3 separate regions of the Mus musculus genome follow, and regions 1 and 3 are each linked to region 2. A link is a loop called in an ENCODE intact Hi-C map of the cell type or tissue named here. Cell type or tissue: gastrocnemius. All regions are shown on one strand.

The links. A loop is a pair of places that touch in the nucleus more often than their neighbours do. Peaks named below come from ENCODE experiments on the same cell type or tissue, not always from the same donor. Only the 100,000 strongest peaks of a DNase experiment are listed, where the experiment ranks them.
Region 1: it touches region 2 in a loop (4-fold over the local background); 9 of 42 quality-filtered maps call a loop at or near these places.
Region 3: a loop joins it to region 2, with 2.3 times the contacts of the local background. A loop is called at or near these places in 7 of 42 quality-filtered maps.

The regions. Positions count from the first base shown.
Region 1 is chr8:107,291,437-107,293,936 of GRCm38, forward strand. It overlaps Nfat5 (nuclear factor of activated T cells 5), which reads left to right and starts at 2,034. Exons shown (of 15, transcript NM_018823.2): 1 at 2,034-2,462. The coding sequence starts at 2,390. In gastrocnemius, a CTCF peak has its summit at 1,316; DNase peaks (open chromatin) are centred at 927, 1,381, 1,711 and 1,967; H3K4me3 peaks cover 1,417 bases; H3K27ac peaks cover 1,825 bases.
Region 2 is chr8:107,204,271-107,206,770 of GRCm38, forward strand. 4930517G24Rik (RIKEN cDNA 4930517G24 gene) reads left to right here and starts at 1,060. Exons shown (of 3, transcript NR_166499.1): 1 at 1,060-1,319. In gastrocnemius, no CTCF peak of the experiment used is centred here; DNase peaks (open chromatin) are centred at 1,087, 1,587 and 1,977; H3K4me3 peaks cover 1,401 bases; H3K27ac peaks cover 1,800 bases.
Region 3 is chr8:107,115,221-107,117,720 of GRCm38, forward strand. No RefSeq gene overlaps it. Among named protein-coding and RNA genes, the nearest start is that of Gm39240, 7.6 kb to the right of the region's middle. In gastrocnemius, a CTCF peak has its summit at 978 (motif pointing right); a DNase peak (open chromatin) is centred at 1,000; H3K4me3 peaks cover 348 bases; H3K27ac peaks cover 1,660 bases.

The DNA.
Region 1 (2,500 bases), 87 kb after region 2:
AAGGGCTAGGTCACCAACCAATGTTTTACTCCAACTCAAAGCTATAGGATTTCAATTGGCCTTAGCGTGTTAGGCAATAGGAGGTTTGAATCTTCTCTTATCAAATGAGCGGGTCTCTTAGCAGCTATGAAGGGACTTCCCTTGGGACGTGTTACAACAGAGTACAGTGGCCATAGAATTTTGAGGGTAGTTTCCTGTTTTGCTCTGCTATGTGTTGGGGTGGCTCAAAAAACCTTCCTTGTGACTGATGAAAATGCTCACAGGGTTCATTAATTATCACTAAGAATTCAGTGAAGATAATCAGGCAGCCTGTATCAGATGTTCAGATGAAAGGATAGGTGGTTTCTGATAACACAAATGTAAATTCTAGGTCTGTAGGTTAAGCTTGCTAAAGGGCCCACCCCAGAGCTGCCTGCACTGGGGCCTCCCTTGCTCAGAGACTCTTCCCCAACTCCAGCATTCCAAGTCACAATAAAGTGCCCAAAATCACAGAGGCAAAACTTTGTTAGGGATTTATATGGGTACATCCGCAGGGTTTTAGGATTTGTGACCAGCTTTGTAGACACAGTAACATACATCAAGGCATCTTTAACACCTGAAAAACACTGCCCACGTGGCTGTTGGCATCAAAATCCCACACAGAATTAAAAATTATTTTCCAAGATGCGCACCCTGTGCTCAAATTGATATTTTAATAACTCGATTAAAAATTTCCCAAAAGTCTATTAAGAGTCAGGAAACAGTCTGTGGTGGAGGTGAGGATGTGTTTTTGCAACGGAAACTTTTAGCCCCCGAGAACAGAGCAGCCAAAAAAATCTCATTTACATGTTTTCCCTCCATTCTCCCTTAGCACAGTGAAAAAAATGAAAACCCGTGTGGAAGAGTATGTTTGCTTACTTCTCTCCCCCTACCCCACGCACGCGTGTGCATTACACACAAGCCATGTGGACTCACATGATCCCATTTTTAAATTGTCTTTTATTTTCCACTCCGGAGTAAATTCGACCATTCACTATCAGAGACATCATTATACATAAACTTAAACAACAACAACAACAAAAATCAAAGCCAGGCATGGTGGTACTCTTCTGTAATCCCAGCATTCGAAAAGCTGAGTCAGGAGAACTGCCCTAAAATTGAGGCCAGTCTAAATCTACACAGCGAATTGCAGGCCAGCTAGACCTACATAACAAAATCACCTGTCTAAATAAATAAATAAATGCAGTCGCCGTAAATTTGGTGTGGTGGGTAACGTGGGGGGAAAATATTTTCATTAAAAAGAATCAATAGCCGAGCATGGTGACTTCTGACCGGCAGGGGCAAGCACAGCTCTGTGAGTTTGAGGCCAGCCTGATCTACATAGTGAGCTCCAGGCCAGAGTGGGCCAACAGAAATCATCAACAACAAAAAAATCCACGAACAGGAACAACAACAACAAAATCCACAAACAAAACTTGGTAACTCGTGATGGTGGTGGTGGTGGTGAGTATGGCTTGCCCTTTCTTAATTAAAAAGTGAGTCTGATAGCCCCTTGACCAGCTCACTGCAGACACTGCTATGAAAAACCCCGAAGGGCCCGGTTGCTGTCCAAGCTGTGGAACTCCATTCCCCAGTGCTGAGCTCCAGCGAGCGGGCCTCGATCGCTGCAAGTCCCTGGAGGGCTTTTCCCCTCCTGGCTGACATCCAGGTCCCCCAGGGTCTGTGTCCTCCTAAGTACACCACGGAGCAGGGCCGGCCGCCTCAGGCTCGCCGCCACCAGGTCGAGGCAAAAAAAAAAAAAAAAAAAAAAAATCTTTTCCCTTCTCAGGGCCCCAGAAGCCAGGCCGCCTCCCTCCACCCTCCCTGCTGGCTGGCGGGGCCCTTTCCCAGCCCGGGATCAGCAGCGGCCGCAGCAGCGACGGCAGGAAGCGAAGCCCTTGTTGATGCTGTTCCGTGGCGCGCCTGTCCGCCCTCCGCCGGCCGCCAGGCTCTTCCGGGCTCCCGGACCTCCCCCCCTCCGCGCGTGCGCAGTGCCCCACGAGGGGGCGGGGCTCAGATTCCTGTCAGCGGCGCCGGCGGTGGCGGCGGCCGTCAGTGTGCGCTGAGGAGAAGCCCGAAACGGACCCGTTTGGCTCTCCCTCTTCCCCTTTCCCCGGTCCGAAGCTTCTGGTCTCTGGACTCACCGGGAGTCAGTTCTCCACTCCGCAGAGCTGTTCCCTCCACTCCGCCGCCCTTCTCATCGCTCGGCCGGGTGGGAAGTGACTGCCCTCGAGGAGGAGGAGGAGGCAGCGGCTGCCGCCCTCGCCTCACCGCCCCCGGTTCGGTGCCCGCGGATCCCGGAGAGGAGGTGCCGCCGCCACCGCCGCTCCCCCCCTCCCGCTGCCCTCGGGCCGGGCTGGGTCGAGCTGCGATGCCCTCGGACTTCATCTCATTGCTCAGCGCGGACCTAGACCTGGAATCGCCCAAGTCCCTGTACTCGCGAGGTGAGTCAGATGGGGGGGTGGGGGGGTGGGGCGTGGGG
Region 2 (2,500 bases):
TTTCGAGACAGGGTTTCTCTGTATATCCCTGGCTGTCCTGGAACTCACTCTGTAGACCAGGCTGGCCTCGAACTCAGAAATCCACCTGCCTCTGCCTCCCAAGTGCTGGGATTAAAGGTGTGTGCCACCATGCCCAGCTCCTACAGTGTATTCTTAAAAGGGTGAATTTTATGATATATGAATAGAAGCACAACACTTTATTTTTAGACAGTGTCTGTCTATGTGGCCCTGCCTGTCTTAGAACTCATTTTCTAGACCAGGCTGGCCTTGAACTCACAGAGAGCTGCTTGCCTCTGTCTCCTGAGTGCTGGGGTTAAAGTTGTCTACCACCATGCCGGGATAGCATTCTCCTTTTCAAAGCTATTTTAATTTTGTGTATGTTGTCTGTGTGCTGGTATGCCCACATGTGTGGGTGCCTGAGGAGGCTAGAAGAGAGTGTTGGGTCTCCTGGTGCTGGAGTTACAAAAAGCCGTCTCAATAGGTGAGCCATCACATCTCTCCGGGCTCAACCATCCTTCTCTGTCGTTCATGCTTCGAGACTGGGATATAGCTCAGTGACAACAGGAGCTTACCTGGGATGCTCAGGACCCTGGATTCAACTCCCCTGCAAGTACTGCACTAAAGTAAAAAAAAAAAAAAAAATCACCTATTCAAAGCAGGGTGTGGAGTACCTAAGACAGGCCAGCCCGGAATTGGTCCTGGAAAGCAACAACTGGATCGCCCCAAGGGCAGTTTAATGATGGTACCAAGTGCAGAGTGTAGGGAGGGTCTAGGGAAAATTTGTCTCAAGTCATAATGAAGCAGTTCAGGGTCGGTGGAGGGGCAGCCAATACTATCCTGATCTGAAAAGGGGTGTAGGGGCAAGGTGTGAGCGATCTCCAGGAAGAACTGTGGAGGAGGGCTTCCAAAGGGGGCTTCCACATTGAGCAAGCTCCCTACTGCATCCTGTCCTCCGCTCAGCCTCTCCTCTGTGTGGACACCCATCAGGGCACCCACCTGTCAGCCAGTGGGACAGGGGCTTAGGCAATGGGGGCCTTCAGTGCACAGTGCGCATGCGTGAGTCTGACATCTACAGAGGCAGTTGGCATTGGCCCCATTCAAGCACTCCCCGAGGTCTACAGTGGAGAAGAGAAGGCTGCCAAGCCCCTGTGAAGAAGAAAGAGACTGTGTATCGTCCCAGCCCCTCGTGACTTCACACTGGGTGTGAAGACAGAATAGGATCCTGAAAGAGGCCGACTTTAACGAAAGGAATGAGTGTGTGCACTTTTGGACATGGCGTCTAGATGTCCTTCCAATTAAGCGGTGCACAGTAAGTTGGGGTGAGTCCTGGTGATGAAGGTGCCCTTCATGACCATGGGGAAGCTTGGAAATGGATACTAAGCACCCCTGGGGGTGTATTAATGCAAGTACAGAAGGACAACTCCACGCTGAGGGACACCCCTCTGGGGCTCAAAGCCTAGGGTTGAGCCGGAGAGTCTGATAATGGGCAGACACCCAAGGCCTGCTCTTGGAAGCCAGGATGTGTGTGGACTGCGCCCTCCCCGGAGGTTACCCCGAGTGCTGGCGCAGCTCTCTGGCTCAACCGCCCGAGCACTCACGGGGCTCCTTCCAGCCTTTATTGGGACATCTGCCACCTCCCAGGTCCTCCTCTTCCAAAGCCAAGAAGGGTCAGAGGAAGGGAGTGTCCCTGTATACCAACGTAGCAGAGCAGCTTCTGAAAGCTGAGGGGGGCCCCCAGGGAGAAAACATGGCCGTGCCAATTTTGAAAGGTCCCCAAACGACTTCTAAAAGCACCAAGGCCCATGAGTAAGACTGCGGTGCTGGATGGAACGCGGGGGCAGGAATGCTGCCCAGATCCCTGGCAGGAGCTGCGGGAAGAAAGCAGGCCAGGGCGCTGCCTCTGCAGCAGACGCATTGTCCCCCCTGTTCTGTGGGCTCTTGGGTATCTCTGTCCAGGCAAAGCCCGAGCCCACCCGTGGGCAGCTTCTAGCCTGCAAGGCTCAGCACCCTGCAGGATTCTCTTCCACACAGGTCCCTCACCTCTGGCTCCACGCCCAGCCAGTTGCCCACAGACTGGAAAACAAAGGAACACTGCCTTCCCTGGAGACCTGTGCTTAAGGGATGGAAGGGATGGGCCTTGGGCAGGCTGGGCGGATACTCTGTTGATTTTTTTTTTTTTTTTCCGAGTGCAGAGACTATGACAGCCAATTCCTGTTGGAAGTAGCTTTGTTTTCTTTGGATGGTGGAACACTTTTCCTTTCTCGTGACTGTGGCAGTTTTGGGTCATGTTTAGGATGGTGACTAGTTAGCCTAATTATGTGCCTTCCACAACCACGTTCTTAACCTTTTGGGGCACAGATGTTATTACAACCTTGATTGAGAAGAGGGGTCACCTCTTCTCTCTCCCCTCTGCGCCTCAATCGGAGCATTTAACTCCTAGTGGGTTAGGACTCTTTGTAGAGGCCAGGAGTGCGTAGCTCAACAGGTTCAAGGCCCTGAA
Region 3 (2,500 bases), 89 kb before region 2:
CGATGTCCCAGCAGGTTTGGAAATGGTAGTATTACTAAACACCTGGACCCATTCTTCATTAAAAAGATTAAATTAAGTCAGGTGTGGGAACCGGTGCCTGTAATGTTGGTACGTGGAGGATGTGGCGCGAGGATGGGTGAGTTTGAGGCAATCCAGAGCTACATAGGAAAACTTTCTAAAAAATGTGTGTGTGTTCACGTGCGCAAGAGTGTGTGCATTCCTGCATACACAGGCACTTACAGCTCACATTCACACACACAAAGAAAAGAAAGGACTATTAATGATAATTAGCAGAGGAAAGTGGAACAGATACAGGGAAGAGTTTCTTGTGCCTTTATATCTTTCCATGGTGTTAAAAATTTAGCCTCAGTGAGTTCAAGGCCAGCCTGGTCTACAGAGTGAGTTCCAGGATAGCCAGGGTTACACAGAAAAACCCTGTCTCAAAAAAAAAAAAAAAAAAAAAAAGCCTCAGAAATTGCTACTTTTTTATGGCTGGGGGTGGTGGTACATGTCTTTAATCCCAGATTTCGGCAGATCTCTTTGAGTTCAAGGCCAGCCTGGTCTACAGAGTGAGTAAGGGTTACACGGAGAAACCCTGTATCAAACAAAACAAAACAAACAAACAAAAAACCAAACAAGCAAAAAGGAAGAAAAAAGAAAGAAAAGAAAAAAGAAAAAAAGAGCCAGGACAAGCTAAGGACGTAGCTCAGTTGGCAGAAAATTTACCTAAAGTACATCCATCATCAGAACCAGAGAACCCAGGCAAGGCAGTATAGCCCTGTAATCCCACCCTATAGAGATGGAGGCAGAAGAACCAGACGTGAAAAGCAATCCTTGGCTTCGAGTGAGTTTGAGGCTAGTGGCCGTTCAGAGTCACAAGAGACTTTGTCTAAAACAAAACATACACGTATACTTACATATACACGTAAACCTTGAGGAAAATTCAATACCTCTCCGGAACCTGTGAACTGTTTTCCTTACAGCAGGGGGCAGCAATGATTCTCAAATATCCCTGACATCAGCACTAACCTGCGGCTTGGCGTCCACGGGTTTCCAGTTCCAGGCCCAAATACCATCCAGCAGATCATAAGGGAAACGAAAGACAATCACCACAGAAAGCTTTAGATGCCGGAGGAATTGTTAAATAAAACATGTTCCAGGTTCTTTTATTGATCCTGAAAACCTGTGTTTGCCCTGAAGCTCAGTTTTCCCATCTGATAAATTAAGTCTATAGATTTGCTGAAATCACTTTAAAGAGCTCTTTCTGCATCTGTTAAGAAAACAAAGGACAACATATCAAACCAAACCCATTTTAAGCTGGACGTGGTGGCACACACCTTTAATTTCAGTACAAAAGGCAGAGGCAGGCAGAGTTCCAGGCCAGCTTGGTCTACAGAGCAAGTTCCAGGACAGCCAGGGCTACACAGAAAAATCATGTCTCTAAAACCCCAAACAAACAAACAAATAAATAAAGTAAGACTTTAGCTGGGTGTGGTGCACACACCTTGCTGTGTTCAGAGGGCATCAGATTTCTCTATGAGTTCGAGGTTAGTCTGGTCTAACAGTAAGTTCCAGGCCAGCCAGTACAACATAGTGATAATCCTACTTAATGAAAAACAAAAGCAAACCCAGAAAACCTTTACAAATCCAAATCAGCATCAGGAAGGAACAAGCCCCAGTGCCCTCTGAAATTAATTGGATTATCAAATTATCTGTTAGACAGCCCTCAGCTGACCAGGATGACTTATTGGCAGTTTATCTTTAGAATACTAATTTTTGGGGGTGGAGTGGGGTGGGGTGGGGTGGGGAGATTGGCACTTACTCAGATCACTGATGGAGAAAAAGAGCCCTTCCAATCTATAAATGTTTAGCATGTGTGCAAAGGTCGTGGATCTAGTGTTCAGGAGCCACACCCAGACTTACAAAAGGATCTTGAGTGGACTGGCCAAATTAAACAGCACAAGCACTTGTAGAGAAATAAACACAAGTTAAAATGTAACCACAGCTATTTGTTCTTGCCGCTCTGTTCTCCTCTGTGGGAGGGGCTGAGAGGGTAGATGGAGCTCTGGTCACTCTAGCAGGAACCTGAGCCTTGCTGCCAAACCCTCTTTCTTTCTTTCTTTCTTTCTTTCTTTCTTTCTTTCTTTCTTTCTTTCTTTCTTTCTTTCTTTCTTTCTTCCTTCCTTCCTTCCTTCCATCTTTCTTTCTTTCTTTCTTTCTTTCTTTCTTTCTTTCTTTCTTTCTTTCTTTCTTTCTTTCTTTCTTTCCCCAAGACAGGGTTTCTCTGTCTAGCCCTGGCTGTCCTGGAACTCACTCTGTAGACCAGGCTGGCCTCGAACTCAGAAATCTGCCTGCCTCTGCCTCCCGAGTGCTGGGATTAAAGGCGTGCGCCACCACGCCCAGCTAGGAAACACTTTCTGTATAAGCATGTGCATTATGCACTACATGTCTTTACATACACATGGCGTTTGTACTTCTCCAGCTTCCTTCATGCTTCAAC